2 separate regions of the Homo sapiens genome follow, and region 1 is linked to region 2. Evidence: read pairs that join two places in POLR2A ChIA-PET (ENCODE). Cell type or tissue: MCF 10A. All regions are shown on one strand. Each heading gives the region's core, and the rest is flanking DNA. Links, peaks and the distances in the headings are about the cores only. Region 1 has its middle 27 kb from the start of LEFTY2. Region 2 overlaps EPHX1 (epoxide hydrolase 1).

Region 1 (5,374 bases), core at 126-5,125, 130 kb before region 2:
GCTAGATACAGAGTGTCCACACAAAGGTTCTCCACCTACCCACCAGAGTAGCTAGATACAGAGTGTCCACACAAAGGTTCTCCAAGGCCCCACCAGAGTAGCTAGATACAGAGTGTCGATTGGTGCATTCACAAACCCTGAGCTAGACACAGGGTGCTGATTGGTGTGTTTACAAACCTTGAGCTAGATACAGAGTGCTGATTGGTGTATTTACAATCCCTGAGCTAGACATAAAGGTTCTCCAAGGCCCCACCAGAGTAGCTAGATACAGTGTCAATTGGTGCATTCACAAACCCTGATTAGACACAGGGTGCTGATTGGTGTGTTTACAAACCTTGAGCTAGATACAGAGTGCTGATTGGTGTATTTACAATCCCTGAGCTAGACATAAAGGTTCTCCACGTCCCCACCAGACTCAGGAGCCCAGCTGGCTTCACCCAGTGGATCCCGCACTGGTGCTGCAGATGGAGCTGCCTGCCAGTCCCGGTGCTGTGCGCCTGCACTCCTCAGCTGTTGGGTGGTTGATGGGACTGGGCGCCATGGAGCAGGGGTGGCGCTCGTCAGGGAGGCTCGGGCTGCACAGGAGCCCATGGAGGGGGTGGGAGGCTCAGGCATGGCGGGCTGCAGGACCCGAGCCCTGCCCCGCCGGAAGGTAGCTAAGGCCGGGTGAGAAATCAAGCGCAGCGCCGGTGGGCTGGCACTGCTGGGGGACCCAGTACACCCTCCGCAGCCGCTGGCCCGGGTGCTAAGCCCCTCATTGCCCAGGGCCAGCCCTGCCGGCTGCTCCCAGTGCAGGGCCCGCCAAGCCCACGCCCACCCGGAACTCCAGCTGGCCCGCAAGCGCCGCGCGTAGCCCCGGTGCCCGATCGCGCCTCTCCCTCCACACCTCCCTGCAAGCTGAGGGAGCCGGCTCTGGCCTTGGCCAGCCCAGAAAGGGGCTCCCACAGTGCAGCGGTGGGCTGAAGGGCTCCTCAAGTGCCGCCAAAGTGGGAGCCCAGGCAGAGGAGGCGCCGAGAGCGAGCGAGGGCTGTGAGGACTGCCAGCACGCTGTCACCTCTCAGCTGGAGTGCAGTGGCGCAATCCCAGCTCACTGCAACCTCCGCCTCCCGGGTTCAAGCAATTCTCCTGCCTCAGCCTCCCGAGTAGCTGGGATTACAGTTCCACACCACTATGCCTGGCTAATTTTTGTATTTTTAGTGGAGATGGGATTTCACCATGTTGGCCAGGCTGGTCTCGAACTCCTGACCTCAGGTGATCGGCCTGCCTCGGCCTCACAAAATGCTGAGATTACAGGCGTGAGCCACCGCACCTGGTCTGATTTTTTTTTTAAATGCAAATCAGACTATGTCACTCTTTTGCTTGAAGCTCCTCAGTGGCTGCCTATGGCTGTCAGGGTCAGAGCCTCACCACGGCCTGGGTTTCCTCCTGTGGCCCCTGGCTTTCGCCTCCTGCTCTATTCTTATCCTGAACTACGCCAAGCCCTTTCTCAACCCCGCCCCTTGCTCCCTCTGTCTGGAACTACCTTCCCAGGCCTTTTTGTGCCGTTCATTCTCAAGTCACCTCCTCAGCGAGCCCTCCTTAGTCACTCCCTTTCATCACCCTGTTTGCTTCCTTCCCATTATCTGGTTTCCCTGGAGGCTTATGTCTGTCTCCCCTCAGTGGAATGTGGGCCTCATGGCACAGGCCCATCGGGGTCACTGCTGTGTTCAGGGCTCAGTAAGGATGCCTCGGTGCGCTTGGATGTGGCGCTGGCCGGCTGGCTGGGGGTGCCACCTGGCGTGATTTGTTGTCACTTGCTCACTTGTCCTAGATGCTGTTTATAAAAGTACTAATAGAACCAGGCACGGTGGTTTATGCCTGTAATCCCAGCATTTTGGAAGCCCAAGGTAGGCGAATCCCTTGAGCCCAGGTGTTTGAGACCAGCTTGGGCAGCAGGGCAAAACCCTGTCTCTACTAAAAAAAAAAAAAAAAAAAAAAAAAAAAAAATTAGCCAGGCATGGTGGTGCGTGTGTAGTCCCAGCTACTTAGGAGGCTGAGTGGGAGGATCACTTGAGCCTGGGGAGGTTGAGGCCGCAGTGAGCTATAATCGCGTCACTGCGCTCCAGCCTGGGTAACAGAGTGAGACCCCGTCTCAAAAATAAATAAATAAATGATACTAATAGTAGAAGGTGATGTATGGCCTTGGAAAAGGCTGAGTTCGACGGCTAGGAAGCCTAGTTTTCCCCTCTCTTCCTCTTCCTTGCACTATACCCTGCAGATCATGGAGCTGGACTGAAGGTCTCAGTTTCTTCTTACGTCACATCAAGGAGGGTGATGCTGACAGCAGGCATCCTCTCGTGAGTTGCCAGCAGTTTTGTGAAGGTGTGGGGAGAGGCCAGTCACGGTGACTCACACCTGTAATCCCAGCACTTTGGGAGGCCGAGGTGGGTGGATCATCTAAGGTCAGGAGTTCAAGACCAGCCTGGCCAACATGGTGAAACCCCGTCTCTACTAAAAATACAAAAATTAGCTGGGCATGGTGGCGAGTGCCTGTAACCCCAGCTACTGGAGAGGCTGAGGCAAGAGAATCACTGAACCCAGGAGGCGGAGGTTGCAGTGAGCCGAGATCGCACCATTGCACTCCAGCCTGGGCGACAAAGCAAGACTGTCTCAGAAAAAAAAAAAAAAAAAAAAAAGAAGAAGATGTAGGGAGAGAGGGAAACGAAGAATGTGGGGGGGGAAATGAAGAGCTTAAAAAATAAAACTACAAAATCTTTTAGCCAAAGGGGGAAGAAAACAAGGGCAACATAAATAATTTGAAATTTTTCTCCAGAGAAATAGCAAAAGTTCCACTCATCTCCATTTAGAAGTTTGTAATGGGGAGAAACATATTCCATAAATCAAAAAGAGTAATTTATTTTCAAATTATATATGTCTGTAGAAACACATAAAATTCATAGAGAAAGATGAAGAGATCATAAGAAAAAAAAGCCCTTAATTTTTTTTTTTTTTTTTGAGACGGAGTCTCAACTCTGTTGCCCAGGCTGGAGTGCAGTGGTGTGATCTTGGCTCACTGCAACCTCTGCCTCCAGGGTTCAAGCAATTCTCATGGCTCAGCCTCCCAAGAAACTGTGACTACAGTTGCGCGCCACCATGCCTGGCTATTTTTTTTTTGTATTTTTAGTAGAGACAGGGTTTCACTCTGTTGGCCAGGCTGGTCTTGAACTCCTGGCCTCAGGTGATCTGTCCATCTTGGCCTCTCAAAGTGCTGGGATTATAGACATGAGCCACCGCGCCTGGCCCCTTACTTAATTTAGAGTAAAGGCAAAGACCTAAGTGATATTTTTATGTGTTGCAAATGTCTCCTCCTACTCTCAGCTTTCCATTTCCTTAATGGTGTCTTAAAAATTGTGTTATTGAATATAACATACAAACAGTATGAACAATGAATAAATCAGAATGTACAACGTGAATTTTTTTTTTTACAAATGAACTCTGTAACCAGCATCCAGATCAAGAAACAGAACATTATAAGAACTCCAAAGCCCTGGAGACCCCTTCTGGTCACTACCTTCCAAGGGTACCATTATCCTGACTTGTATAAATGGAATCTGAGAGAAGGCAAGTTTTCTTTTACATGTATGATGTATGTGGGATTCCCTATACGGTTTCATTCATTCATGAGTAGTGGTCATTCATTCATGTTCGTTGCTTTATAGTATTCTAGTGTGCAGCAATTCATCCACTCTACTATTGATGGATATTTGGATAATTCCCAGTTTGGGGGTATTATTAATGGTGCTGCTATGTGAAGGGGTGGCCTTCCCCTCCACACCTGTGGGTATTTCTAGTCAGGTGGGATGAGAGACTGAGAAAAGAAATAAGACACAGAGACAAAGTATAGAGAAACAACCGTGGGCCCAGGGGACTGGCACTCAGCATACCAAGGACCTGCACCGGCACCAGTCTCTGAGTTCCCTCAGTTTTTATTGATTATTATTTTTATTATTTTAGTAAAAAGGAATGTAGTAGGAGAGCAGGGTGATAATAAGGAGAAGGTCAGCAACAAACATGTGAGCAATAGAATCTATGTCATAATGAAGTTCAAGGGAAGGTACTATGACTGGACGTGCACGTAAGTCAGATTTATGTTTCTCTCCACCAAAACATCTCAGCAGAGTAAAGAATAACAAGGCAGCATTGCTGTAAACATGTCTTGCCTCCCACCATAGGGCGGTTTTTCTCCTATCTCAGAATTGAACAAATGTACAGTCGGGTTTTATACTGAGACATTCAGTTCCCAGGGGCAGGCAGGAGACAGTGGCCTTCCTCTATCTCAACTGCAAGAGGCTTTCCTCTTTTACTAATCCACCTCAGCATAGACCCTTTATGGGTGTCGGGCTGGGGGATGGTAAGGTCTTTCTCATCCCACAAGGCCATATTTCAGACTATCACATGGGGAGAAACCTTGGACAATACCCAGCTTTCCAGGGCAGAGGTCCCTGCGGCTTTCCGCAGTGCATTGTGCCCCTGGTTTATTGAGACTAGAGAATGGCGATGACTTTTACCAAGTATACTGCTTGTAAACATGTTGTTAACAAGGCACGTCCTGCACAGCCCTAGATCCCTTAAACTTTGATTTCGTACAACACATGTTTTTGTGAGCTCCAGGTTGGGTCAAAGTGGCTGGGGCAAAGCTACAAATTAACAACATCTCAGCAAAGCAACTGTTTAAAGTACAGGTCTTTTTCAAAATGGAGTCTCTTATGTCTTTCCTTTCTACATAGACACAGTAACAGTCTGATCTCTCTTTCTTTTCCCTACACTATGGAACATTCTCTCTCTCTCTCTCTCTCTCTCTCTCTCTCTCTCTCTCTCTGTAGCAATTTTACTGAACTGGTGCTGCTCCTTTTGTAGGAGGACTAACCCATAGGCACTGTGCCCAGAGTCAGCCTGAACATTCTAGAACTTGCTTTTGATCAACACCTTGTATTAGGGACAGAACTAAAGGGACAGAACTAATAGGATGTATGTATATATGAAAGGAAGTTTATTAAGGAGAATTGACTCACAAGATCACAAGGTAAAGTCCAACGATAGACTCTCTGCAAGCTCAGGAGCAAGGAAGCCAGTAGTGGCTTAGTCTGAGTCTCAAAACCTCAAAAGTCGGGAAGCTGACAGTGCAGCCTTCAGTCTGTGGCCAAAGGCCCGAGAGCCCCTGGCAAACCACCAGTGTAAGTCCAAGAGTCCAAAAACCAAAGAACTTGGAGTCTGATGTTCCAGGGCAGGAAGCATCGAGCACGGGAGAAAGATGAAGGCCTGAAGACTCAGCAACTCTGCCCTTCCATCTCCTGCCTGCTATTTCTAGCCATGCTGCCTCTCCCAGTCCACTGCC
Region 2 (5,374 bases), core at 318-5,317:
AAACTTCTCTAGAATATAGGCAGCCAGACCCACAGGAGAGTCATTCAGAGCAGAGCCTGGCGGGGAGCGGGGAGCAAGGGAGAGACTCAGGCCTGGGGACCAGAGAGCTGGAGCTTCAGGTGTGATGTGTGGCACTGGCCGCAGAGGGCGGGGCTGTGTGCAGGAAGCCACGTTCGAGCACAGGCCTGCCTTAACTCCTGGGTGCTCACATGCCTCGCTTCCTTAACTCTGCCTCGGCATCCTCATCTGATAAACAGGGACGATACCTTCCCACTGTCTCCCAGGGCCTGGCACACTGCCTGCTCAGCTTCCTTCAAACTGAAGGGCCTACGCCTCTGCATTTGGTGGGGTCCCAATGAGAAGTGCTGTTTTTAAAAAGGCGGGGTTTTTCAGTCTATGTGCTCTGATTCATGAAAAATGAGAAGCCACCTAAAAAAGTCTAAAATAGGGGATCAGTTACAAATATTGATATACTCATAAGCCAAAATACTGTACAGTCATTAAAAATGGCTGGAACAGGCTGGGGGCATTGGCTCATGCCTGTAATCCCAGCACTTTGGGAGGGTGAGAAAGGTGGATCACCTGCGGTAAGGAGTTCGAGACTATCCTGGCTGACATGGTGAAACCCCATCTCTATTAAAAATACAAAAAAATTAGCAGGGCATGGTGGTGCATGCCTGTAATCCCAGCTACTTGGGAGGCTGAGGCAGGCAAATTGCTTGAACCCGGGAGGTGGAGGTTGCAGTGAGCCGAGATCGTACCACTGCACTCTAGCCTGGGCAACAGAGCAAGACTCTGTCTCAAAAAAAAAAAAAAAAAAGGCTGGGACAGTGGGACAGGCTGGGTGCGGTGGCTCACACCTGTAATCCCAGCACTTTGGGAGGCCGAGGCGGGTGGATCACCTGAGGTCAGGAGTTCGAGACCAGCCTGGCCAACATGGTAAAACCCCGTCTCTACTAAAAATACAAAACATTAGCCAGGCATGGTGGCAGGTGCCTGTAATCCCAGCTACTTGGGAGGCTGAGGCAGGAGAATTGCTTGAACCTGGGAGGCGGAGGTTGCAGTGAGCTGAGATCACACCACTGCACTCTACCCTGGGCAACAGAGCCAGACTGGGTCTTGAGAAAAAATAAATAAATAAAGCTGGGACAATGGCATAAATGAATCTCACAAACATAATATTGAGCAAAAGAAGCCAGACTCAAGGGTATATACTCTGTGATTCTATTCATAGGACTTAAACAGGCACAATCAAAACCATCTCAGTCAGAAGTCAGAGCGTGGTACCTGGGAGAGAACCCCGAGGGGCATCTGGAGTGTTGGGGCCATGTTGGTGATATGGACGTACTTCACTTGTGAAAATTCTCACCAAAATGTTCACAAGTTCTTTTGAAGGAGAGGGGATGTGGGGAGGGAGAAGAGGTTATATGAGATTGTCTTTAATGTTTTGTACTTTTTGCATTTTTAAGCTTTTTGACAACATGTATTTTATAATCAGAGAAAAATGCTGACTTTTATAAAGTGCCATTATTATGATTATGAGCTGCCTCGTGTGTGTGGGCATGGGTTTGCCATGAAAACTATGAAGAACTTTGAGATGGGCAAGACAATTCCTGGGTGTCTTCTGGACAAGATCTAGGGAGTTACCTAGCAGACCTTCCGGACTGACGTGATGCTACAGGGGTCCCATCTTTCCTTGTCATTGAGCTATTTTACAGTTCTGTGAATTGTAAAGAACTGAGGGTAATGCGAATGACTCTTGTTCATAGAGGCAAATGAATTTTGTCCCATGGAGATTTAATTGATATTACTCTGTGGATGTTGACAAGTTTTGTGTCTGTTAGCAAATTAATTTCAGTGTTCTTATTTGTCTTTGAATTGTTTCTTTTTAAAATTTTACTGGTTCCTTTATAAATTTACCTTTTTGAAAAAGTATTGTCCTTTAACAGGACCCTGGTGGCAGACATGGTTGCTGGGCCCTCCCTCACTGCCTGGGAACCTCTTCCCCAAGGCCCCAGGGCACCCTCTCCCCTCTCCCCTGCAGCCCCAGAGCTGCCCACTCCCAGGATTCCTCCTACCTCACCCCCTCCATCCCTCTGCTTCTCAGTGTAGGATATAGACTCAGGGGTGGGAGATCAGGGGTGAAAGCCACTATGAATACTGAGTCGGCTAAACAGAGTTGCTAAATTGGCCTGGGAATCTGCTGAGGGTCCATCCTCTTGATTCTATGGGAAAATGCAGTTTAAAGATCTAAAGAGCTGGGAGGTCCTTACAAGAGGCTTCCTTCTGTGGGCAGCATTGGGGTGGGGTGGTGAGGTTACCCCGCGGGTGTCTCCCTGCCCCAGTGGAGCCGGCAGTGGGCGAGGACCCCTGAGCACACTCACCTACGGTGTCAGGCTTGGTGCACTGGATGTGCATGTAGCCGCTCTCCCTCATCAGGCTGTAGAATACCTTCTCCTTGACGGGGTACAGCAGCTCCACATCCCTCTCAGTGAGGCCAAGAAACCTCCCGAAACGCTGTCCCAGGAGGAGGGTCAGGGTAGAGAAGTTGCTTAAAACCAAAGCCATGTTCAAGTGCAGGCCTTTCACGTGGCTGAAGGCAGAGAGAGGGGCCGGGGTGAGGCTGGGCTGGTGTCAAGGACAGGGAGAGAGGAGAGATGGCGGAGGAACAGGCCTCAGGGCTGAGGAGCGAGCACAGAGCCAGCCTCTTTCAGCACTGGCCCCACTGGGGAGGCCATGGGAGTTGGAGAAGGGAGGTTGGGGGAAAAATACAGTTTCTGGGGAGTTCTGCTCAGGGCTATCCCAGAGCTTGGTCCAGCAGAGAGGTCTAATGCCTGACCTTCCCCTCCTATCACAGGCCTTCTCTGCCTGGGAACCTGACCCAGAGCCGCAACCCTGGGTTACAGACAGGAGGATCCAAGTCAACGTGCCTCAGGCACTGCTGAGTGACAGGTCACACTCCCTCCTCTCCCCTGGGGGGTCCTTGGCCCACCCTGCACACAGGTCCACTTCTTAGAGGACACACACACACACACACACACACACACACACACACCACCCCAACAGTGACCTCACCTGGGCACCAGCTGGGCCATATTAGTGCAGATCAGGGACCCCCAGTCCCCTCCTTGAATGTAGAATTCCTGGAAGCCCAGCCGCAGCATCAGCTTGTAAAAGATCCTGGCGGTGGCCACCGAGTTGAACCCTGGCAGTGATGGGGAAAGGCATGGAGTCACGGAGTCACAGGCAGATTGCTCCTTGGGCCCTCTGGTGTTCTATGAAATTTCTCAGGCCCGCCTACCCCCAGGTGGAGGTCAGAAAAGCTCACAGAGGCAAGAAGGAATCCTGGAGCCCAAATATAGGGGTGGCATCTCCAGCCCCGGAGGGCGGTGTGTCTGGGGCCGGCCTCTCAGGCCCCTCCTTTCCCAGCTTCCTCGGGCCAACTCCCTGCTCACCCCGCCGGAAGGAGAGCCTGGTGGGAACACCGGGCCCACCCTTGGCGAGGACGGGGCAGTTATGGAACCTCTAGCAGCCCCGTACCCTTCTTGGAGGATGCCTCTGAGAAGCCATAGCCAGGGATGGAAGGGCAGATGACTTCAAAAACGTGCTCATCGCTCAGGCCATGGTTCTTGGGGTCAGTCAGGAGTGGGATGATCTTATAAAACTCGTAGAAAGAGCCGGGCCAGCCGTGCACCATCAGCAAGGGCTTCGGGGTATGGCCTGCGGGCAGCTGGGGGGGCTTCACGTGGATGAAGTGGATGTCCAGCCCTGGGGGGACAGAGCACAGTCAGGGTGGAGGGAGAGAGAAGACCCTGCACGGTCAGGCTCTGGCACCCCCCAGAGCCTAGATATTGAGTCCTGCCACCCTTAGTGCCCCCGCCGCCCCTTCATGGTATTGACAGTAATAAGGGCTGACACTGGTTTCACACTCACACTGTGCTCCAGGTGCACAGATGTCCTCACTCAGCCTTCACAACCTCCCTGCAAGGGAGCTACGATTATTGCCTCCCGGTTTCCTTAGAGGTGCCCCCTGACAGCTGGGCCAGGTCTGTACAGCCACTGCTGGGTTTCCAGGGCTCAGGACAGCTCCTGGCTCACAGCAGGCCTCCATAAATACTTGTTCAATAATTTAAAATCTGGAGGGTAGGGAGAAAGCCCCACGTATCCAGCAATACAGGATTAATCAAGTATAGTTTGACAGTATACTGGAGTCCAGTACAGTCATCTAAACTGACAAGGTAGATGTATATTTATTTAACATAGAAAACTGATCAGAAGATATTGCTGGGAGGTAAAAGCAAATGATCAAGTCATATCCATTGTGTGACCCAGTTTTTATAAAAAGTCATCTATGCTTATACTGTACTTATACTATGTATTGGTGAATTTTAAAAGTCTGGGAGGATAAACTCCAAGAATGTAAAAAGCAGTTCTCCTGAGCAGTAGATTCCAGTGCTTTTAATTTCTCTTTGAGTTTTATGTACTTTCCAATTTTTCTACAATGAACAGGTATTAAATGCATAATTTTTTTCATACACATTGACAAAATGTCACCTTTTTCTGATTACCAAATGATATTTTCTTTAAAGTGGAGTATTTTTGGGCCTGGTGTGGTGGCTCACGCCTGTAATCCCAGCACTTTGGAAGGCTGAGGCGGGTGGATCACCTAAGGTCAGGAGCTCAAGACCAGCCTGGCCAACATGGTGAAACCCCGTCTCTACTAAAAATACAAAAAAATTACCCGGGCATGCTGACAGGCGCCTGCAATTCCAGCTACTCGGGAGGCTGAGGCAAGAGAATCGCTTGAACCTGGGAAGCAGAGGTTGCACTGAGCCGAGATCACACCACCACACTCCAGCCTGGGCAACAGAGCAAGACTCCATCTCAAAAAATTAAAATAAAATAAAGTGGAAGATTTTTTTTTAAGTGCAATGCTGAAAACATCATCATAGCCAAGGGCAGGTGAATGGATTCTTGTCTCCTCTGGACTGACTTGGGGCCTCTGCATATCAAAAGAAGGCAGCCCCTTCCCAGGCCAGTGCCCTGGACAGCACCTGGGGCCTTACGGCATTCACAGTGAGGGCGGCTGCCATGCTTGGAACTCTCTGCCACCAGGGCTGGTGCAGTCAGCATGGTCTAGCTAATGTTCTGTTCTGTCGTTAATATATTATACAAATAATACATGTTTACTGTAGAAAACTTAGAAAACACAGATAAGCCAAAGGGGGAAGACTCACATGTAATCCCACTCTCTAAAGAAAACATGGTGTTGTCTGTCTAAACTTTATTTTGGAACAGTTTTAGATTGCTGAAAAACTGCAAAGAATCCAGAAAACTCCCATATACCTCACACCCACCGGGTTTCCTCCATTAT

What was found. Peaks named below come from ENCODE experiments on the same cell type or tissue, not always from the same donor. Only the 100,000 strongest peaks of a DNase experiment are listed, where the experiment ranks them.
Region 1: POLR2A ChIA-PET joins it to region 2 with 6 read pairs; 8 of 35 experiments call an interaction of 5 or more read pairs at or near these places.

The regions. Positions count from the first base shown.
Region 1 is chr1:225,965,273-225,970,646 of GRCh38, reverse strand. No RefSeq gene overlaps it. Among named protein-coding and RNA genes, the nearest start is that of LEFTY2, 27 kb to the right of the region's middle. In MCF 10A, for the core only: no CTCF peak of the experiment used is centred there; a DNase peak (open chromatin) is centred at 2,326.
Region 2 is chr1:225,837,048-225,842,421 of GRCh38, reverse strand. EPHX1 (epoxide hydrolase 1) reads right to left here. Exons shown (of 9, transcript NM_001136018.4): 4 at 3,541-3,768; 5 at 3,076-3,205; 6 at 2,385-2,593; 7 at 1-56. It also overlaps a transcript of TMEM63A not described here. Among named protein-coding and RNA genes, the nearest start is that of EPHX1, 30 kb to the right of the region's middle. In MCF 10A, for the core only: no CTCF peak of the experiment used is centred there; no DNase peak of the experiment used is centred there.